Linked DNA regions of Mus musculus: all the other regions are linked to region 3. Evidence: chromatin loops called from intact Hi-C (ENCODE). Cell type or tissue: heart. All regions are shown on one strand.

Region 1 (8,000 bases), 1.0 Mb after region 3:
GCAGCCTTCCTTTGTCCTTCTTGTATCAGCTGACTGTTCTTGCTAATAGAAGGAAAAAATCACAGACCCATTGACCAAAGGCTGTGTCCCACTTGCTAGTGAAAGAGTTGTTATAATCACATTAGAATATGGAATGCCTAGTGAAATTTGGAGAATTTTTAATATATGAAAGAAAAATAGTTCTAAATCTACCCCATGTCTGTGAGACTGGAGACTCTCTGAGCTAGCCAAGCCTCCCTGCATGTACCGAATGCTTTCTTGCCTTAGAGACTACATGTAAGTGTTTGGGTTGAGACGCCCTCCTGCCGGGCTTCAAATTAGGTAAGACTGGTTCAGCAAATAGAAGGTAATGGGTTGTGTCCATACATGGTTTCGTTCCACCTTTGACCAACTTTATCAATCACACAGCATTATCTGTGTCACATATGTCTCCAGGTAGCAGAGAGCCACCATCATTGTCAGATGTTGGAGTGAGCCAAAAAAAAAAAAAAAAAAAAAAAAAAAAAAAAAAAAAACAAAGTCCCCTCCCTCACCACTGAATAGATACAGCCACTGTGTTTCCTGAAGTGGACAGTTTTCATTCTCAGCTCTTGTAAAGTACACTCAAGCTTCCCAAACTGTCCAACTCACCTACAGGTAGGAATAGTACCACTACCGTACGTACTCACAAGCCTGTCCTCTTGGCTGTGACATGGCACTGCCATCTCCCTCTCTCAAGGTCAGTATTCATTCTTACTATATCATATTTCTCTGACTTCCTCGTGAGCTTAAATCTAAGGACTCTGTTTAACTGTATGCTGAAGTGGAAGTGGGATTTAAGTGGAGGTTTTTTGTTTTTTGGTTTTTTTGGTTTTTTTTTTTAAACAGCATTTTCCCAAATTGTGTTTGTGTCCCATTTTTTTTCTAAAACAATGTCCTATTTTTAAAGCAGTTGTTGTTGGTAGAGATTTGGAACCTGCAGTTTTCCTGGAATGCTAACAGAAAGACCCAGAAGTATAGTTTAGAGCCTCCTTTATTGAGGTGTCCTCCACTCCTCCTTCATCCAGCAGTGTGCATGCATTTCCTAGCATCCCGCTGCCCCCTGCTGCAGAAAGGAGTTTGTGCAGCCTTCCCTGCAAGCCTTCCCTGGTGGCCTTGGTCACTACATCTCAGGCCACTCTATCTCAGGTTTCCTGGGGCCCAGTCCATCTCATTAGACTGAAACTGCAGCTCTAAGAACATCCTTCATGGATCCTGCTTCACAGGACAGAACCAATGAGGAGGCAGCTTTTTAAGGCCCAGTGTGTGAGTGGAAACGGGGCCATGGGTAGACTTCTTAGACCCTCTCAAATGGGGAGAGTGTCTCTGCTCTAGCTTAAATGAACTCTCTCAGTGTGACATCAGGGACACCTCAAGATTCAGCAATTAGGAGGACCATGGATTGAAGAAAATAAAGAAAGAACTTGTTTGTTTTTAAAGCCCAGAGCACTGAACTTCTGAAGAGGGAAATGTGGAGGATTGCCTTCACCTCTCACCCTCTGTAAGATACCATTTTAAAAAGTGTGATTTACAGTGTTTTAAGGGTTGAATATAAGTCATTTCTGAAGGCACCATATACTTTTACAAGTATCGTAAATTTCATCAATTAGTAACATATTGTTAATATCACTCTGACTCTAGTGACTTGCTCTCAGAACTGTCCTGAAACAATCAGGTTTGTCAGCTTTCAGTATAATCGTGAGATGGTTTTCTGCCAAAATTATCTTAATCAAGGTGTTGACCTTCTGGGCCTGCCTTTCCATCTAAAGTATAGCAGTGTGCCTATTTCACGGAGTCACTTAGGGTGCAGGGTAACATGTGCCTGGCACATGGAAGATCCACAGTAACTGTTAGTTCCTTCCTCCGCAACCCCTCTTTCTTCTTGTCTGGAATGGTCAACATCTGCCTTTGACACTGGATTCTAATGGGTAGGTAGGCTACAGCACCCTCTTCTGGAATTGCCTTTAAAAGAGCTGAGAGACAAACCTTTGTCACCATTAGATTTCAAGGATTGGCAAAGAAACGTGCAGGGAGAAGGGGGCAGTGGGAGCAGTTTTTATTGCTGAAACTTTAACACACCGCCTACCATGAGCAATGAATACTTTTCCATGAGAACGGAAGAGACTTTCCTCCTTCAGCTCTCTCTATAGATGCAGCTATAATGGGAGGGGTAAAAGCGGTACCCAGTGCAAAGAGGGTCAGTTTGTGGCAATAGAATCCTTTTCTAAACAATTTGTTATATATATAATTTTTCATCCAAAAAGATTGTTTTAAACTTAATACCAGAGTTTAAAACAAAGGCATGCCTACCTCCATGCATGCAAACTTAGCACATAAGGAAAGCATACAGTTTTCTATTTCCATGTGTGGTTATGTCCTCCCAATAACACTGAACACTGGGTGGATCTTGTTATATAGTAAGTTTCCATGGAGAAACACTGCAGATAGCAACACTGCAGACAGCAGCACTGCAGACAGCAACACTGCAGACAGCAACACTGTAGACAGCAACACTGCAGGCAGCAACACTGTAGACAGCTCCTATTTGATGGCAAGGAAGAATGGACCCTGTGCCCCTCCTCTCACCTGGATTCTGCTCTGACACCCGCCTGATTATGAGCAAAGCAAAGTACAAAAGAGCCTCACAAAATTACACAACAACAACAACAACAACAACAACAACAACAACAACAAAACTTCATGAAGACTTCAGGTCTTTTGGCAGCTGCCCAAAGTAGGATTTACTCCATTGATGTCAGGCCTCTAGCGGTAGCTCCAGCTAGCAGTTCTCAACCTTCCTAATTCCTAATTCCTCCTCCTAAATGCTATGACCCTTTAATACACTTCCTCATGCTGTGGTGACCCCAACCATAAAATTACTTTCGTTGCTCCTTCATAACTGTAATTTTGCTACTCTTATGACTTGGAATGTAAATATCTGTGTTTTCTGATGGTCTTGGGTAACCCCTGGGAAAGTGTCATTTGACCCCACAAGGGGTTGCGCCCCACAGGTTGAGAACCAGTGAGCTAGCAAATAGCTTAGATATTGCTATGCCCAGCTATCTTATTTTGCACAGGAGGTCATTGAGGCCTGGTGGGGTCATGTGGCTCGGGTGCCTTTCCTTATTTTCATCTTTCTTTCCATGGTGTCTTTGTTATGGGTGCTACCTCCCCCTTGAGACTGTTTCTGTTCAGAAACAGAAACCCGCCTTCTTGCAAACACCAGGAGGTGGAGAGGGATAGGAGTAAATGCACAAAGCCCCTCCTCCATCTTCCAGGGATTTACCTTCTCCAGTAGAAATTATAAGAGACGGAGATAAAAGAATCAACCACTGGATGAGATCCTTGCCCTCAGTTACTTGTTTCTTTAAATTGTGTGAGACAAAATTCCATGTTCAAGAATAATATTTTACCCATCTTCCCAGATGTGGGAAGAATCCTTCTGTGAATTAGCAGTCTCACTTGTGTTACAGTAGTAGGAGAAGATGTTTGCTGGTTCTCACTAGCAACTCGCTCAGTCTTACCCAACATTTACCAATTACTCTTTGAATTTCTTATAAATGTAACACTAGAGTAGCTGTCTAAAGAGAGGATCAGGAAATGAAACAATGGCTAGTTACTGTTTTGAGACTTATTTTTAATATACATTTGTGGCATATGAATCATATATTGATTGCAAATGCAAACTTGGGGGGAGGGGCAGCATTTTACTGGGATGTAAACCTTCAGAACCGGTATTTCCCGGTTTCTTAAGAAAACTGGTTGCAGTCAAGTTGCATGAAATTTGGCACAATTCTGCCGCCTTGTGGCTGCTTTGATAAATCTCTCATGTAGTCCAAGGTCAGTTCTGCCTTTGAGTAAAATAGGAAACATATCCTGGTTTTCAGTTCAGTGCCTTTGACACAAAGCTACCCAGTGAAGACCACTTAGCCGCTACCTCTGTCTGCTCTTGTAACAGAATGATTGGAAGGCCTCCATCGCCTTCGTGGTTGGGAACCGAGTTGAGGATGATCTTCTCATTCATGCCCTTGACCTGGCTGTTCGACTCCCTCAGCGGAAACTCTTCAGTATTGTGTCATGGGAAGACATTCTGCAGCAGGTACCTGTCTGTCCCTTTCTGCCTCGGGACATCCAAAGTCATCCATCCTTCCTTATATTTGTGGATTGAAATGTTAGAATAGGCAACAGTGAACAAAGTAGTCCTGGACTACTTGGTTATTTGTGATGGGTTACTTTAAGTGCGCAAACCCAATGTAAAATGTTGCATTTGGAAGGGCTAACCTTCTCATCAATGCAGTCCATTGGAACTTCATCCCATTGACAAAGATTTCTGTAAACAGTCCAGGCACCAGGCAAAGGTCTCTGAGGAATTATTTAGTACGGAGTTAGATAATAATGAAAGAGTAGGCTAAATAAGGCACATGACTAATTGAAAAAACGATATCTATAGAAAATCCAAGCTGGCTCAAGTCAGAGGGCAATGCAGATAGTGGAGAAGAGCTGTCAGGTGGCACAAACATGTGCGAGTACCAGCACCCTGACGAGAGAGGTTATAAATACTACATCTACTGTCTTGCTAAGTTCCCTAGTGGCTTAATTTAATTCACTAATTCACTAATGTATTAGAAAGTTTCACAGATCTGTGTGTCCCTTTAATCTTTCATTCATTACAAGTTAACTCAACGTTTTTGCAGATGGATGAAATACAGTCACTTGCTGAAAGTGCTTCAGCTAAAAAGGGGAAAAAGCCCACATCTGTCAATTTACCGTTACATTACGAGGTGAGTAACTGAGTCTGTCAAAGAGACTTTTGTAACGTTCAGCCATGGAAACTGAAGTCCATATGACACTTTAGAAAATTTTAATTCAATTTTTAAAAGTAAATTTCCACTATCCATTGATTGTTTGTTCCTCATATACACAGACACATACACACTCCACAACTATACCTTTAAGAATAGACCTACCTAGATTATTTACACTATCCTTCTTCCCAATTGAAAAGCATGAATCATGGGTACTTACCAAAACACTAGGTTGTACTTTCCTGGGATAAGTACTGAATATGTGATGGTATTAAAGAGAGGCATTATTAGTGTTATCTCCTTGATAGAAAGAGGAAAGAAAGAGCGTAGTCTGACCAAGTTTCAGTGTAGTTGTTGGTAGTTGAGAATACTGCAAATGTCTTGGCATTAATCCTTGACACACCGCTCTCTATGTTTTGGCAAACTAACTCTGCTAGCAGTCAAATTCCACACCTCCCATCATTCCTTGCAATGTTCTGAATGTGTGCTCACCAGTTGAAACATTATGTGATACCTGGATTTAAAATAGTGGGTTGTTTTTTTTTTTTTTCCCCTTCTGAAGTGGTCAAGGAAATCCATGTCCAAGTATCAGGCCTGGGATCAATTAGACCCCCCAAAGGATTCTTTCTTCTTCAAAGATACCCAGTAAAACACAGAGATGATAACAGGGCAGTTTTGACGTTTAATCTGGACAGGCATTTTGACTTGGATGTGGGATAGCACAATGCTACAAATCCAGGGTTTGTTTAGAAAGCCATCCTTCTTCAACATGTGCTAGGGCTCTTGGTTGCATATTCTTCACTCAGGGGAGGTCCCTCTCACATCTGGCTCCCCCACATTCTTCCACTGGAGCATTTGGGCAAGAAGCCTCCCACACTTGGTTTTCTGAATGGTTCCAGAAGGAAAAAAAAAAAGCAGGGTGGAGCACCACAGAGATCGGGCCTTAGAGGCACCAGAAATTCATTACCATCAATCACTGGAAGAAGAATGACAAAGAGCATAAAGCAAGCACAGGCTCCTGGTCAGCACTGGCCCAGGACAGGTCACATCTGGAGAGAGATACATTTGCATTTCTCATCTCACAACTGAAAAGACTTGATCAGTGCCTGGGGGTTTGGGGGGCCAGGAAATGTAAGTTGCCATAGAAGAGGCTCAGAAGCAAGAGTCCTCTGGAGCCTCTGGACATTTGAGCCAAGCGGACAGCCTGCTCTTGAGTCCTTTTCTGCATGCAAGGTATGTAGCAAATAGGAAATCTCTACAGACAAGCTCCGTAGACGTAATTAGGAAGTCTTGCATTTCCTATTCCAAGGAAACTTGGCCATTGGGAAAAGTGAGAGTATAGTAAAGTAACTTGGCCTCGGGGGAGTTCGTGAGCCTTGTTTTCTTCTAGCTCTCCATTTTGGATGAAGAGCTTAAAATTATCATGAAGACAATAAATGTAGTTACATATTCATTTCTACTTGTAGGAGATTCTCCTTGACTTTAAACCAGAGTCTCCTCTTTCTTGCTTTAAACAGAGTTAACCTGTGTGACTCCCTAGTTTGTTAGCTTGTGTTTGGTTAGTAGCCACAGTTAAAACAAGACCCCATTACAGTGATGTTTATCCATGAGCAGTAGATCAGGTCAGAACCATATTACATATTTCCAGTGGAGACTCGCCATGTCTGTCCTAGCAAAGCCCACATTCCTGAGTGATTCGCTCAAGGTTTCATTTGAATGGTTTGGTGTTATATACACACAGACTCATTTAAAATTGTGCAATTTCCCCTGAAATGTTGGAATTTCATCTAGCCATGATATTGTATACATGGCTATCTTTATTTATAAGCCATAGTCCTTTGAAAGCCTACTTAGTTTTCTCCGCCAGAGGTATCCCTGCAATTCCTCTGTCCATTCACCTTCTTGCTTTGAAAACCATGTCCTGATCCCCAAGTACCACTCCAGGCATTCATCCAGGAATGTGAAGAGAATAGTCTCCATCATGTATAGTCTCGGGAGTGCTAGAGCGGTTATTGTTCTCACCACCCACTACTGAGGATGGAGATGATCGTTTGTCCTGAGCATAGCAGCATCCCCATACCCGGAGCTATTTAAGGATATGGATGCACATGAAAGTGGGTTTATACACTGTTAAGTTTGGCCAAATACTGGCATTGTACAACCATTATCTGGACAGTGCACGAGGGGACAGAAATGTGGATATTCTTGGAGCTTAAGAAGCATTAGGATTATAGACAAAATAAACAGTAAACATATAAAACTAGGCTAGCGTGCAGTGGGTATTCATCAGACACTCATTAAAAGAATAGATAACAGGGGCAGGAAATAATCAGTGGGGTCCGGAAGAGACAGGGGAGTGTCCAGAGAGCTAAAGGAAAAAGAGTTTAGCATTAGTTAGGGCATGGGAGAAGAGATTAGCATTAGCTAAGGTGTGGGAGAGGAGCCAGAGAAGTTCTGAAGAGACAACTGGCACCTGCAGAGAAAGAGAAGGGGTCGTGGACATTTTGATCTGTATAAGAACAAAACAAAACAAGAAGAAAAGTTACCTCACATCCCAATCTAAAAGGAAATATAAAAACTACCCATTTCATACATGGGGAACCTGTGTTAGGAAGTCTTGTAACTAGAAGATCTAGAGTTAGAAGCTGAAATACCTTAGATTGTGCCACAGGTAAATACACAGCTTCAAGTTTTCCTATTTTATCATGGACCCTTTCATTTGCCTCAATGCTGACTAATGTGGGAGGGTATGTCCTGACGTTCAAACGTAGAAAAGGGAATTTTAGGGAAAGAGCAGATAAAACAGAGCTACGGGAACTAGAGTGGTCTCTGTGAGCGTGAGGGAAATCTCAATGAGTATGAGAAAAGTCTCAGTGAATGTGGGATAGGTCCCAATGAATAGGCACTAAACTTGTAGCTCCACAATACAATAAACACTAGCTAGGAAAGGATAAATCCTGGATGTGACACTCTAAACCTGTGAAGATGGAGATCTGCAAGAAAGCACTTTTTAAGGTCTTGGGTGATGGCTCAGCAGTTAAGAGCACCAACAGGTCTTTGAGAGGAGCTGAGTTCAATTCTCAGCACCCACACAGCTGCTCACAACCTTGTGTAACTGTACTTCCAGGGAATTAATGTCCTCATCTGGCTGCCAAGGGAAGCAGGGATGTCCATGGT
Region 2 (8,000 bases), 80 kb after region 3:
GATACCCAGCTTCTTGAGTTCTGGATATATTTTGGATATTCATTCTCTATTAGATGTGGAATTAGTAAAAATATTTTTCCATACTGTGAGCTGCCACTTTATCCAACTAATGGTGTCCTTTGCTTTGCAGAAGGTTTTCAGTTTCAAGAGGTCCCATTTACCAATTGCTGACCTTAGTGCCTGCACTATAGATGTTCTTCTGTGACAATTCATGCAAGGCTATTGCCTACTTTCTCTTCTATCAGGTTCAGAGTATCTGGTTTTATATTAAGGTCTTTGATCCTCTTAGAGTTGAGTTTTATGCAGGGTGCTAAGTATGGATCTATTTTCATTCTTCTACATGCAGACATTCAGTTTGATCAGCACCATTAGACAAAGATGCTGTCTTTTTTTGCACTGTGTATTTCTGGCTTTTATTTTTTAATTGATAATCAGGTGTCCATAGGTGTGTCGAATTATGTCTACCTCTTCAATTTTATTCCATTGATCAGTGTGTCTGTTTTAATGTTAATCTCACATGGTTTCTATTGCTATAGCTTTGTAGTACAGCTTGAAAATTGGGAATGGTGAGACCTCTAACTGTTCTTTTATTGTTTGAGTTTGTTTTAGCTATCTTGGGTATTTTTGTTTTTCCAAATGAAGTTGAGAATTGTGCTTTAAAAGTTGTAAATAACTGTATTTTATGGGGATTGCTTTGGATCTGTAAATTATTTTGGTTAGTATGGTCATTTTACTATGTTAATTCTACTGATCCATGAGCAGGAGAGGTCTTTCACTCTCTTATATTTTCTTCAATTTCTTTCTTCAAAAACTTGAAAATTTTATAATGTAAGTATTTCACTTCCTTCATTAAAGTTACCCCAAGATATTTTATATTATTTAAGGCTATTGTGAAAGGTGTTGTTTTCTTGATTTATTTTTCAGTCCATCTGTCATTTGTGTAAAAAAGGGTCATTGATTTTTGTGAGTTAATTTTGTATCCAGCTACTTAGCTGAGAGTGTTTAACAATTATAGAAGTTCCCAAGTGGAATGTTAAGGGTCACTTACATAATTGAAAGCTTAATCTAAAGCTTACAAGTGGTTTTATTTTAAAAAGGTAGGTTTTCAAGCATTAGCATATATATACACATATATATGTATATATATATATATATGTATATATATATATATATTTGTTTGTGTGTATGTTTATATATATCCAATTTTTATATTCATTACTACTGTGTTTGTAAATGGGTGTCTTTGTGTGATTGACTTTAGGAGAAGACTTGTTCATACAGACCTGAGTCATAGCCCTGTATGGTGCCATGTGTCCTTGTTTTTCTCTGTGAACTAGCAGAAGGAAGGCTTAGTGTTTAGTTATCTCGAGTCTAGTGGGAGTCCTGGCGGCACACCTTGAAGGACAGAAAGTCTCTGGCCAACTTAGCTACACCAAAGCCATGCTTTGGGTGCAGTGATATCACATGGTGTCTGTAACCCTGTCCTCAGGACTCAGCATGGAATCCCACATTGGTGCTGAGGCTATATGAAGGAACCTAGTTCCTAATGCCCTAGGCTTGGCTTCTGTATTAATCAGAATTCTTTAAAGGAACATAACTGAAAGTGTGTGTGTGTGTGTGTGTGTGTGTGTGTGTGATATTTGTTAGAATAGTTTACAGGCTGTGGTCTCGAGTAGTCCAAAGATGGCTGTCTCCTAACAGAAAGGCCAAGGATCCAGTAGCTTTACAGTACATGAGACTGGATGTCTCAGCAGCTCCAGCTGGTGCTGGAGTCCCAGAGGATCCTAGAGCTGCTGGTCTTTAGTCTGCGTTGCAATCCTGAGGAAGTAGGTTCTAAGATCAGTGAAGGAACACCTCAGCATCGGGATAGATGAGCTTGCCAGCAGGAGCGAGGATAAGCAAAACTTCTTTCTTCCATGTCCTCTTATGAAAGCTGCCACCAGAACATGTGGCCCCGATTTGAGGGTGTGTCTTTCTATCTCAAATGATCCAATTTAAAAAAAGTCCCTCATGGGCATAGCAAGCTGTTTCAGTCTTAGCTGATTCCAAATGTAGTGAAGTTGACAACTGAGGTTAGGTAGCACAGCTTCTCTCACCTATTCTCAACATCCTCGTCTGCTCTGATAAAAGTTACGCTCTCCTCTCTTGCCCCTATGATCTCTTCCTACCAGACTCCACAAGATGCTCTGTTCAGAAATCCTAGAAGCCAGTGCTGCAGCAATAACCTTCATTCTGGTGGAATAATTATAACACTAAGACAATTTGGAAGTCTCCATGCAAGGTACTAACATCCTCAGTGGGTTGTGTGATGCTCGGCTGAAAAATGCCAAGTGAACCGCAGATGGAATTCCTTCTAGACAGAATATCATTCTTATAATAGTTTATTGATGTTTAATTAACCAATGGAAGGCTGTATGTACTCAGTGTATACAATTTGATGTGCAACCTCCAATCGCTTAACACAGAGACACATACACAATGACACATACACTGACATAAGCTAACACACATGAACATGATCACAAAGAAAGTTTTAGAGGTTATAAATGCCCATTAGAGGTGTTTGCATAAGTGAATTCATAAATCTAACACTTTTTTGGAGTCAGGATCCCCTGAAGCCCACACTTCCCCTGAACCTTATACAGAGCAAAAGATAACATTGAATGTCATCTTCCAAGTACTGCTATTACAAACCTATGCTCAATTTTATGCAGTTCTAATGATCAAGACTAGAACTTTATACAATCTAGACAGACCCTCTGCCAACTGAGTGACATCTCCAACCCCGACACTTGTCTTTGCAAACATGACAGCGGACAATGAATGGCTGAGTTAAAGAACTCCCCTTTCAGAGTTAAAGTTCCAGAAACCCCCTAGTTCCTCTTAAGAAGCCCATTTCATTTCCTTCATCTGAGAAGCACATAGTTAGACATCATTCACTCTTCATATTCCCAAGAGAGCTTTTATGGGGGAGAAATGGAGAGGGGTGACAAGGAGACTGCTACTGTGTTTGAATCTTGCTTCCCACACTCTTTCTTTCACTGACCAGCTTTTTAACCCTGAGCAAGTCACTTAAATCATTTCCCTAAGATCCCAGGCCTGATCCCAGTGGCTGTTCCAATTCCCTGGCTTCTATGAAGCCCAAACTTATCACCACAAGGATTCAGACTCAACATTCAACAGCTTATAGTAGCTAATTCTGCTCCACTCCTAAACATTTCCGTTCCTGTGTCCTTATACAATCATTAAACCTATAGGCACAACATCATTTACCTGGGTCATGTCTCCTACTATAAAAGTTTTACAGAATAGGTCATTTGGGGCATCTAGTTGTCATGGAGTAACGATGAGATGGATTAGCCTTGTGCCACCCCCATTCACCATCTTCTCTCTCCACCCTTACTCTCATCCCCACCCTCAGTGTGCAGCAGCATCCTTCCAGTTTCTCTACTTCATGATTCTCATGAATGTTTTTCCCTTAGTCTGGGATGTATTCCCACTCGAGTCCCCTTTGTATGGTCACTTGCTCACATCGTCTCCCTTTCATTAACTGAAGCGGTTATTATCTCTGAATCTGGCTTGCTGTGCTCTTCCTGTTGTTACATTTCTTCACAGGCATCTATGCTTTTATTTCCCAGAACTTTTTGATATTTATGTGTTTACATGCCTTTATTGACTAGTGTCTTTTTTCCTCATTAGAACATATGCTGCCTAAAGCCAAGGACAGGATGCATTTAGCCTGTTATTTGTTTTGTTGGATTAGTACTGTGCCCATTGCTCAGCAAAACATATGTTGATAGACTCAAAGGAAAGACAGGTGGACAATGAATGAATGACGGGGTGGGCAGGGGTGGGGGAGTCAGTGAGCTTCCCAGGGCTCTCGGGTTCATCTTCTCTCATTTCCACTTCTCATTCTCCTCCCTTCCCTTGCTGCCCTGTCCCTTGCATTTCGGTCACATAAAGCAGCATGGGATTATTAAGATGCTGTATAATCCTGCCACTGCCTCGCTGAAGAAAAGTTTCAGTAAGTTTCCACACATTTGCTGGTTGTCATGGAGATGATTCTAGTTCCACAATGAAATGATCATAGTTTGTTTCAGATCACTGAGGACAAATGAAGAAGCTTCAGTTTAGGAAATTGGACACCCAGGAAACGCATGGGCTTTTTGCAAATGTTTCCATCATGAAGAGGATTAGCCTCATTCTCTCCAACCTCAGACCCAAGCTAGGAACAAAAAGGAGATGACACAGTGGTACAAGCTTTGGGTAGGTATAATAGAAGGGTTCTGGGACAGACACATGAGGCAGAAATGGAAACTGGTCCACAAGTGTTCATAGGGTGTCCATCATTGATGGCTCAGAGGTGGTGGTACTTGGTAACATCTTTTGCATTCCTCTGTGAGATAACATTCCTATAAACCAGAATCTGATACTCCAAAAACCTCCGATGAGGATGTCAAGATGAGTCTGTAACTTAACTGTTGAGGTAAAAGGAAGTCTGCATCTCATATGTTTCATGATATGCTTAGGTGGAATGGAGAGGTGGTCTCAGGGAGTCAGGAACCAACATCCTGCTAATCCCTCCTTCATTTTCTTTTGCTAGTGAAGTAAAAAATGTCTACTGTCACATATTCACTGTGCATAGTGGTGGGTCCCAGAAAGACATGGCACTGAAGTGTATAGTGTCCTGTGACCAGGTTCACTGCTCTCCCTCCACTAACTCTGCCTCCTTTCCTTTTCCCAGACAGTTCTGTTCTATTTTCATGTCATATATGTCTTTGCTAGTTATACATACGACAAAGGATTAATATCTAGAGTACATAAAGAACTCAACTTTCCCCCAAATTCTAAACAATCCAGCCTCATGTTTCCTTTTAACCTACCAAGGAACCCAATTCTGCAAGCATGCCTGTGCCTTCAGACCTTTGACTCTGTTTGTCGAGGTCTTAGCTCCACCTAGTGGTCTTATTGACATTTTGCTTATAATGAATGACCTACTGTTGGAGCAGGTTTCTTTTCTCTTTGACTTCCTCGGAAGACTGAGGTCTGGCTGACTTCTCCTAGTGATGATACCTTTCCATTTTGAACTTTTCAGAAGTCTTGCCTTCTGGGGCTCATATTAACCCAGCTGGCACTGGCAAGGAAGGGGCTTTAGAAATGGTTCCTTCTACCTTCTGAAACCGGACACCACAGAACCCAGGAGGTTTCCCAGAGATATTTTGTGGCTGACTACAGAGACTGAGAGGTCAGGAATCCATTTCTCCTCCTCTCCTCATCCTCCGTAACAGTCTGCTGATGCTAACGTTTCTCTTCCATGTGCTAGGTCTCCACCTAAAATTTTTGTGTGGAAAACAGTTGTGCTGTCAAAAATAATATGAAAGACTCTAATCTTTTTCCATTTCCTCTCATTTTTTTTTAGTAACGTTCATTGATTGTCTGCTAGAACCATAATACACATCTTCTGGTGGTCACATTGAAGCTCTGTCTGTCCTTTCAAAGGAGGGAATCCTTCACCCACAAGCCCCCGGGGGTTCACGCTAAAAGTTTCCAGCCTCGTTTCTACTTTACACATGGAGAAAATGACTGAGCCATTCTAGAAGTGACATTTTGTATTTCTGTCTCATTCTTTTAAGGTGTTCTTAGAGATAAGACTGAAAGCAAGTACCCATGGGCTTTGTGACTTCAACAACAACAAATGTTGATTTCCCACAGTTCTATGGACTGGGAAAGCTCCCCTAGCTGGTGAAGGCATTTCCTAGTTTTCAGAAAACTGCATCCTTGCTGAATTCTGACATGTTTGTGGGGGGTGTCACCCTTTGTGTCTTTTCTTACAGCCACATTGTGCTGGTCAATCTTAACTGTCACCTTGATTGGGTTTAGTACCACCATTAAGACAAACCTCTGTTTCTATTTCTAGAAAGGGTTTTTTGTTTGTTTGTTTTTGTTTTGTTTTTGTTTTTTAGTTTTTTTGTGTTTTGTTTTTTGAAAAGGGAAAATCCACCTTAAATATATGCAGTGCTGTCTTATGGCCTAAGGCCTCAGACTGAATAAAACTATGTTCACTGTTACCTCCTTGTTTCCAGACTGCAGACGAAATGTGATCCTCTGTTCCATGTGCCTGCCCGCCTTTTCCAGCACTGGAGATTGCACCCTTAAACTGTGAAATAGAAATAAATCTTTCCTATCTTAGCAACTTAGCCTTTGTCAAGCAGTGATCCCATCCGTAAGGGCTTTACCCTCCTGAACCCATTACCTCCTAAACACCAGACTCGCATCCTCTCAGATACTATGTGTCTTTTTAATTAAGCAACTTTGTGTCTGAAGCCATATTTTGTTCTTTAATCTTTTTCCATTAATTCCTGCCCTGACCTTTATCACTTTTCACCAACTAATGCTTTGTCCTTTAGTGTGTTTGTATTTTCTAAGAATAGGGTAGATTGTTAAACTATGAGTTTTATGTCTCTCTGATTTTAAATATATGCATTAATAAATCTCCCTCTTCAAACTAATGTTGCTGTACCCCAAATATTCTGATAAGCTGTACTTTCATTTTCATTGCATTCTATGAATTTTTAAATTTTTTCTCTGGTTTCTTCAATGACACATTAAGACTATATCATTCCATCTCCACATAGATACATAGTTCTATAGTTTCTTTTACTTTTGATTTTCAATTTTACTCCACTATAGTCTGATGAGATACAGGATGTTATTTTGAGGATTTCTTTTTAAGACTTACTGGACCTGTAGAAATGGTTCAGCTGTTAACGGTGCACATTCCTTTTCCGGTGGACCCAAGTTCAGTTCCCAGAGTCTACATCAGGTGGTTAGCCAACTGTGACTCAAGCTGCAAGAGGGATCAAAGCCTCCTGACTCCACAGACACCAGCACACACACACACACACACACACACACACACACACACACACACACTGGCACACAATACACAAAATTAAAAATAACTAAAAAGTAATACATTTAAATAATTTTAACTCTTGCTGTATAGCCTATTTTAGAGAAAGTTTCATGACCATTCAGAGGAATGTGTGGTCCACGGATGTTGAATGGAATAAACTGTAACTATGTGACAAGTCCCTTTTCTTTAACTTAACATGCATATTCCCTCTAAAATGTCTGTTGAATGTTCATCAGTATGGCCAAGATCTTGATGACAGTCACATATTTAGGTCACCCACCATTCTATCAGCATATCCTCTTGTTTCCATTAGTCTTTGTTTATTGAAATGGAGAGTGCTGATGTTTAGTCTTCATATATTTACCTTAGTTATATCTCCTTGTTGTCATTTAAAATAGAGAATGGAGGCTGGTGAGATGTCTCAGCAGGTAAAGGCACTTGCTACACAAGCCTAATTTCCTGAGTTCAGTTCCTGGAACCAGCACAAAGGTAGAAGGAGTTCACAGAGTTGTCATCTGATCTCTACATGTATCAGCCTTCTAGCTCTCCTGTGGATATTTCTGGCTTGAAACCTACTTTATAGGTGTAAGAACAACCAAGCTGTCCTGTTTCCACTTCCATTATCCCTCTTTTGGTCAGTGAGTATCTTTTCCAGTGAGCTATATTCCTTGGAAACAACTTATAGTTGAGCCTTGTTTTTAACCCAGTCAAATACTCTTTGCTTTTTTGTTGGAAAATTATTTATACTTAAAGTTGTTACTCTAGGAGGTTTGCTGATTCCTCAAATTCTGTTGGCTATTTCTCTAGCTGCTTGGAGTTTTGTTTGTTCTTTTCTTCTATCCTTATTTATGTTGGGGATTGGCTGGATTACTGTGTTGAACATGATATGTTTGTTCTTTATACATCTTTAACCTATTCCTCTTGTGACATTTGTTCTCTTCCTGTGCTTTTATGATGGAGACTTCCTTTCTTCATCCCCCATGTTTAAGATTCCATGAGGTATATATTCTGCAACACTCTCTTGGTGGTCATGGGGTTCTTTAATGTGTGCTTGTCTTGGGATGTCTTCATTTCCCTTAATAAT
Region 3 (8,000 bases):
AATCAGAATGCAATGCATGCAATGACCTTCAGAATATGAGTGAAGTACAAGTGAATCAGGTTTTTAGATCTCATGTTCATGCCCAGGGTGTCCCATTATGCATGCACAAATATTCCACTACTATAGCTGTATAACTTCCTGATCCCCTAGACTATTAACATTTCCCAGTTTTTTTTTTCCATTTTTTATTAGGTATTTAGCTCATTTACATTTCCAATGCTATACCAAAAGTCCCCCTTACCCACCCACCCCCACTCCCCTACCCACCCACTCCCCCCCTTTGGCCCTGGCGTTCCCCTGTACCGGGGCACACAAAGTCTGCGTGTCCAATGGGCCTCTCTTTCCAGTGATGGCCGACTAGGCCATCTTTTGATACATATGCAGCTAGAGTCAAGAGCTCAGGGGTACTGGTTAGTTCATAATGTTGTTCCACCTATAGGGTTGAAGATCCCTTTAGCTCCTTGGATACTTTCTCTAGCTCCTCCATTGGGAGCCCTGTGATCCATCCATTAGCTGACTGTGAGCATCCACTTCTGTGTTTGCTAGGCCCCGGCATAGTCTCACAAGAGACAGCTACATCTGGGTCCTTTCGATAAAATCTTGCTAGTATATGCAATGGTGTCAGCGTTTGGATGCTGATTATGGGGTGGATCCCTGGATATGGCAGTCTCTACATGGTCCATCCTTTCATCTCAGCTCCAAACTTTGTTTCTGTAACTCCTTCCATGGGTGTTTTGTTCCCACTTCTAAGGAGGGGCATAGTGTCCACACTTCAGTCTTCATTTTTCTTGAGTTTCATGTGTTTAGGAAATTGTATCTTATATCCTGGAGAGATGGCTCAGCGATTAAGAGCACTGACGGCTCTTTCAAAGGTCCTGAGTTCAATTCCCAGCAACCACATGTGGCTCACAACAAAGACAGCTACAGTTTACTCATAGAAATATAATAAATGAACCTTTGGGGCTGGCAAGATGGCTCAGCGGTTAAGAGCACTGACTGTTCTTATGAAGGTCCTGAGTTCAAATCCCAGCAACCACATGGTGGCTTACAACCATCTGTAATGACATCTGACACCCTCTACTGGTGTGTCTGAAGACAGCTACAGTGTACTTACATTTCCCAGTTTTTAAAGACAGATGGGTTTATATGGCTAATCTGCCCAACTGGTTGAGTGTGGTTCTGCCATGGTAGTTCATCTTCCAAAATCCATATCTATGAAATAAAGGCAGCTTGGATTTCCAAATCTCTACTTGGAAAGGGGCAGCCTTATAGGCCAGATGATTTTAAACAAATATGAACAAATGAGCAAATATGTATTTGTACATATACATTTTTATGTTAATCCACTGATGTTTTAGGGTGTATTTTACAACAGTGACTAGCTTTAACATGATATCTAGGCACTGCCCTAAATACTGAAGGTTAAGTGAAAAGCAAGTTTTTCAGGCTCAGCTTTTAAAATACAGTAAAAGTTGGAAGACGGGATTCAGTATTTCATTCTCAGTTTATTGGTATAATTTAGAGTTAAACATGAGTGTTTTCCTAGGGAGAACTACTGGAAATATGGAAAAAATGGTTCCCATTGCTTCTCAAAGGGGACCTCAGATGATTCCCAGTTATCATTTGTACAAGTTCCAGTTGCTACTAAGTTATAAAATCACAACATCACTATCGAGCCCAGGGTTCTTGTAAGAACTAAAGGATTCTGTAAAACTGAGAATGACGGAGTGGTTCCCAGTAAAGGCTTTAGGAGATGTGCATTCTGGGAGGTTGTAGAAGAACATGAAAGGTCCTTCTCCTTTCATTCTGTTTCCTGGTCCATCTATTCCACTCAAGTATTGGCTATCTATATGACAGTACCACCCTGTCTTGGTTCATCTTCTTCTCAGTCCTTCCCAGATTTCTGTGGGAACTGATCACAACCCCAAGAAGCCCTTCTACTGAAGGGAACTCACAACTGCTTCCAAAGAACAGAGTATCTCCAAATAAATGATACAAATTCTCTTTTTTGAAAAATATTAACTACTTCACTTATAAGAAGTAGACCTGTCACAACATTCTTTTTATGGCCAATGTTCCATGTAATGAGCACATTTAAGGGAAGGGACCTTTTAAAAGAACATATTTTGACTAATGTTTTCCCTAAGGATGCATACACATTCGGCTATCTCCAGGTTTAAATTCCCTGGACTGAACTTTTTATGCCAGCAGACTCTTTGATACTACAGCTTTCTTGGGTAATGCTTAAATGTGCCCACCCCTGCCACCTATCTCCATGTAACCTTCTTTGCCAAGCTCTCACTATGACTCCCCTAAATCTCACCCACTATTTCATCTTCTCCTCAAGTTCCAAGCATATAGAAAATACCCCAAGACAAACCTGACACTAAGGTCTTCCAATAGCCAGCAATAGCAGTATGTAGAGGTAGCCATGCAAAGCCTGCTACAGAGGCCCACCGTTCGGCTCTGAAGTAAAATATATTTAAGGATAAACATTAACCTTTTGGTTAAAAAGTTATCAAGGAAGTAATAAATAACCAGTTCAGATTAAAGTTAACCTTGACATAAACTTGAATGGCTTTGCAATATTTGCTGCCAAAACTAGATCTTTACAAGGTATGAAAATCCTGAAATTGTGTTATAAGAGTAAAGTTCTAAATAATAAAGTAGTTGCTTATTAACTTTCCATAAGGGAAGTTATGGTTAATGGTAGGATATAAGTGATTTCAGGTAGAGAGTTAAAAAATATACTGCAATGGGAAAAGGAACATTTGCCTGGGGTGTGGTAACTGGGTAGAGCAGATAATAGCTTCCAAGCCATGGGCAGGAAAATAGTGGGGACTCAGGACAGGGCTGCATAAGAATACTGTGGAGCTCTACATACTGAACTAGACAACCAAATTAATGCAGGAGGCAAACATTAATGTCTCTGACGATAACATGATTCAGTAAAGTAGGATGATAGCTTGTAGAACAAAATGGAACTGTGTGTGTGTGTATATGTGTGTGTGTGTGTGTGTGTGTGTGTGTGTGAGAGAGAGAGAGAGAGAGAGAGAGAGAGAGAAAGAGAGAGAGAGAGAACTGATTTCCTCAAGACAGTCTTGTAGAGTTCATTCAAGCTGACTAATTTATTAATTTCCCAAATCTCCCTTGTCTTCTTAGAGACCAGCTGTTATCAGGTGTTTCTGTATTGCAACAGCATGTGACGTTTTAATTGGTTACAATACACCACAAACATCCCATTAAATATTTTGATTGCCTCATGAGATACATGGATAGATGTTTCCCTCATTTTTCAGAACAATGAATGTGGTAAGCTAACCTGCTCAAAGCCATGACCAGTGTGAGGGTTAATCTTGACTGTCAGCTTGATGGGATTTGGGGTCACTTAGGCAGTGCTCCTCTGAGTGTGTACGGGTATGGGCATTTCTAGAGTTTGAGTGAGCTGAACAGATCTCATCAGGAAGTTGTGGGGCACCATCCCACAGGCTGTTACCCCAGACTTAATAAAAAAGAAAGCAAGTTGATATAGTGGCTCATGCTTGCAATCTAGGCATTCCAATGGCCAAGGCATCAGAATTTTCAAAAGTTCAAGGCTAGCCTGAACTACTTAGTGAGATTGAGGACCTCATGAACTACAGCATAAAGCCCTGTTCAAACAAAGCAAAGCAAAGCAAAGCAAAGCAAAGCAAAGCAAAGCAAAGCAAAGCAAAGCAAAGCAAAGCAAAGCAAAAACAGAATAAAACCAGACTGAACAAGCAAAACAAAACAAAAGAAAAATTGGGGAGCAGGAGCAGCCACCATTTTGCTTCCTGACTATGGATATCATGTGATCACCTACCCTCTGTTACCGCTATAATGGACTCTCCCGGCTCCCTTTTAACAGGGAGCACGAATAAACCCTCCCTTCTTTAAGTTGCATTTCTGGAACACTTTCTCATAGTGATGAAAAAAAATATGATGAATACAAACACTAATAAGTACAGTTAAGATCTAAACCCTACTTGACCTGAACACTGCTGTGGGAAAACTGCTAATTACGGTGGAAGTCTACCATTAACTGGATGGCCTTCTGGGGCTCAGCACGAATGGAGGACTCCCTCCATTAGCAGAGTTTCTCCTTCTCTGACCTTGTCTGGGGAATTCTAAGCCCCCCACACACACACACACTCACCTCTACTTGAAAAATGTCACATAACCTCAACTAGTTTATAAGATCCTTTCTCTTGACAAAACCTGTTCACCCAGCACCTGAGATTTTCCTGAAATGCTTCCCCAGGCTAATGAAGCATTCCAGGTACCCTAAGGTCTCCAGCCAATGACCTTTGCCCATCCTGGATGTCCCTGCCCTCAGACCCCCAAACTTTTGTAAGCTTTGAATCACCATAAGTAAAGTTGCTCTGCCTACTGCCTGCCTGGTCCTGGTGTGGTTTACTCACCATGTGTACTCACAGGGAATCTGAACTCCCGGTTCGACGCCACTGCCCTTGTGGGTTGTTTCGGCCATGAGGATGGGAAGACGCCACATACTGCCACAGTAGAACTTCAAGGTCATATAATGGTCATGGGAACGAGACCTGATCCTCTTCTACAATCTGCAGTGTTAGTTTAAAAGTCTGTTGCCCAAACTTTCCCTACTCTGTTTGGAGTCGGTAGAAATGATAGTTTTCTGGCCACTAGATGGCAATGCTATCTCAAACATGCTTTCAAAACCGCCTTCAGTTAATCTGGAAATTCCTTTTCCGCGGCAGTTAAACCCTTTGTATTCAGCCCTGGGGCATACCTGTGGTCAACTCTGACATCACTTGGACAGCATATAGTATTTTGATTGACATTTTCCATTACATCTTGAAGCAAATCTCTGTGTTCCACATAGCAGATCATGGGAAGATGAAGGTTTAGTTTCAATTTATGTTACCGTGTGTGTGTGTGTGTGTGTGTGTGTGTGTGTGTGTGTGTGTGTGTGTGAATGTATTATTTGAGACAGGGTTTCAAATAATAAACGAGACAATTATTTGAGACTGTCCTAGAACTCACTCTATAACAGGCTGGCCCCAAACTCAGAGACCTACCTTCCTCTGCCTCCTGAGTGCTGAAATTAAAGTCATGCACCACCACTGCCATACTTATTAACCTCTGACATTACTTGAATCCTTTTGTGTCCCATTTCTTCACACCATCTCTCAAACTATGATGAGAAATGTCCTAGTTTGTTTTCTGTTGGCTGTGGGGAGGAAAGTGTTTATTCTACCTTACCAAGTTATTATTATTATTCCCTCTATTATTGAGGGAAGCTAAGGAAAGAACCTGGAGGCAAGAACTGAAGCAGAAGCCACAAAGGAATGCTGCTTACTGGCTTGTTCCTTGTGACTTGTTCAGACTGATTTTTTTTTTTAACATAGCACAGGACCACCAGTCCTGGGGTGACATTGCTACCAGTATGTCAGACCCTCCTGCCTCAATCATTAATCAAGAAAATGCCCAGAGTCTTGTCTAGAAACCAGCATGATGGATACATTTTCTCAACTGAAGTTCTTTCTTCCAAAATGACTCTAGCTTGTGTCCAGTTGGAAAAAATCTAACCAGCACAAGAAGCAACGAGCTGATGTACGTAAGCGCTAGTAGTAGAGAAGAGAAAGATCTCACAGGAGACTCAAATTTGAGCTATATAGATAGCATCCTAGATCCTTTTTGAACTGGGTCTTTGAACTGAGCTAAGGAAGAGCTCTCTTCATAGATGGAACATTTTATATAAGCACCCTCACTTAAAGGAGTTAATATCAATAGATAGATATTAGGTCACAGAGAGAACCAGTTGAGGTAGAAGTTTGACAGCATCTCTGCATTCTAGGGAATTGGTTCATAGTGAGATAGACCAGTCTTGAACTCATCTGGGTACTCCTGAGCATCACCAGTAGGATTTTAAGAATACTCGGGATGCAACTGGGAGGTGGTACTTATCTTTCTTGAGTGGCCATTATTACCTGTTGAGGAATGTGCCTACTTAATTTGGGTGATAAGAATGAGATGCCATCCTAAGTAGTCATCATCCAGCCAGAAAGCAGGTGGCAGTTGGCCTCCATCAAATGCCAGAGTCCTGAGCAATTGAATTCTTCTCCTCTGGTTCTATGTTATATCTCACTTGAGATGGCCCTGCAAGTCAGGGTGAACCTTAGACTCAGTTATGCTTGACTTAAGACTATTAGGCTGAAAATGACCCTTGATATTTGAAGGTAGTATCACCCTTCAGTTACTGAAATCATTCACTGATAGGGCTAAGTCACATTAAGAGAAGTTTGCATATTTCTGATCCCATTATAAGCTATGAACCTCCAGCAGTGGCTATGTTATTAGTAGGGCCAAAGCCATGGCATAGTTACAAAGACATATGGGGAAAAAGCCTAAAGAGGGACTTTTGGGGATCTTGGGTACAAGACAAATAGATTACACCATCTGTCCTTATTTTATGGAGTGAAAAGTGTTCACCAGCTGCTGAATTCACTACCTAGATCAGATCAGACTGGAAACAAATGGAGTGCCTGAACATGGGATTGAGTCTTCCTTGGATCGTGGAAATAGTTGGATTCTAGGGACAGAACAGGACATCAAGATTCCAGTCATGAGTGTGGGTGCCCACAGCAAGGTATTGTGGATCCACTACCAAAAACCTATTGGTATGAAAGCCATTGACATATGAGAGATAGTTTGTCTTTATCAAAAGATTTATGATCACTGAGGATCAAACTCAACTAAATGCAAATTAAGTGGCAGGAGCCATTGTCTAGAGTATGAGAAAAGTTTCTTTTATTGAGAAGCAACAACATACTTTGTACCACCACCTCATACCGGAAATCTTGTACATAACAGAAGGTCTCAAATGTCTGCAGTGAGGTGTTGTGTAGAGAACACTGTGCTTAGTGGCAGAAAATGCTCCTGAAATTAGAGCTAGTACTGTTGGCAACCAGGCAGATACTCCGAGGTTTGACACCTATGCTACAGCCTTGCTGAACTTACTGACTTTGTACTTACCAAGAGGCAAATCTATTTCAGTTACAAAGTTGGCCACCCAAGTGGGACTTCTTCCTTGAAGGCTTGTGGCTACTTTACCTGTCAACAAGAGAATCAGTGGGCAATGGCATTTTGTCCTGAGTTAACTTTACTCTGTTGACAGAAACAAGCCATGAGTACATAGAAGTGTCTTCTTGGTGCAAGATTGCATTCCTATCAACTTGTATTGAATTTATTGGCCTCTCTGAACTTTTGGTTGAAAATTTTCTCTGGATTGTGAGTCATGTTGGATGACTCTATGGATAGGGTTCTGGGAACACAGAGAAGCATTTTTGCTGGAGATGTACAAAGGAGACAGCTATCAGTCTGGGAAGCTACTGCCAGCAATCAGAGATCTGGGAGATTAAAAGAAATCTCAGAGCCAGGTGCCTTCAATAAACGTTCTGGAAAATTGAAGAAAGCTTTGTCCAAAAGTAGAGGATGGTTGGGGAATGAGTGAGGGAACATGTGGCCAATGAAACCTGGAAAACTGGGAAAAATCTGCATCCTGGCTTTGACAATTAAAGGGTTGGAAAATTGGCTGGTGTCTGTCTCCATACTGTGGGCCAGCATCAAAATGAAAGTACCCCAGAGGGAAGTTTTGTTTAATATTTACAGAATAATTATAAAATTTTTATGGGTTAAGGAAGACAGATTTTGGTTTCTTTTCATACAAATGTTCTTGTCTACGTGTCAGGTGGGAGCCATTTCTGTTCATCGAAAGAAGTGGGATTTTTTAGTTAAAGTTGTACTCAATATCTGTATTTCTTTAAATGCTTCCAGGTTGAACAAGGAGTGGGCTTGTCTTTTCTACACTTTATTTTCTGTTGTGTTTAATTAATCCAGTTTTTGTTTAGTTTCTGTTATTTCACGCTAACACCGCTAATGAAGTTCAAACTCATCAGCGATATTGCTTTGGGAATTACTCCCCAGCTCTTTCCCCATTTGCTGCA

Evidence for each region. Hi-C counts contacts between places; a loop is a spot of excess contacts. Peaks named below come from ENCODE experiments on the same cell type or tissue, not always from the same donor. Only the 100,000 strongest peaks of a DNase experiment are listed, where the experiment ranks them.
Region 1: it touches region 3 in a loop (7-fold over the local background); 12 of 42 quality-filtered maps call a loop at or near these places.
Region 2: it touches region 3 in a loop (11-fold over the local background); 8 of 42 quality-filtered maps call a loop at or near these places.

The regions. Positions count from the first base shown.
Region 1 is chr3:99,935,270-99,943,269 of GRCm38, forward strand. It overlaps Spag17 (sperm associated antigen 17), which reads left to right. Exons shown (of 49, transcript NM_028892.4): 2 at 3,977-4,117; 3 at 4,713-4,799. Among named protein-coding and RNA genes, the nearest start is that of Spag17, 54 kb to the left of the region's middle. In heart, CTCF peaks have their summits at 1,087 (motif pointing left) and 3,822 (motif pointing left); no DNase peak of the experiment used is centred here; H3K27me3 peaks cover 703 bases.
Region 2 is chr3:98,971,025-98,979,024 of GRCm38, forward strand. No RefSeq gene overlaps it. Among named protein-coding and RNA genes, the nearest start is that of Gm31880, 43 kb to the left of the region's middle. In heart, a CTCF peak has its summit at 4,947 (motif pointing left); no DNase peak of the experiment used is centred here.
Region 3 is chr3:98,890,773-98,898,772 of GRCm38, forward strand. Hao2 (hydroxyacid oxidase 2) reads right to left here and starts at 2,458. Exons shown (of 9, transcript NM_019545.4): 1 at 2,381-2,458. Gm31880 (a long non-coding RNA gene) reads right to left here. Exons shown (of 3, transcript XR_375888.2): 3 at 7,054-7,107. In heart, a CTCF peak has its summit at 4,662 (motif pointing right); no DNase peak of the experiment used is centred here; H3K27ac peaks cover 416 bases.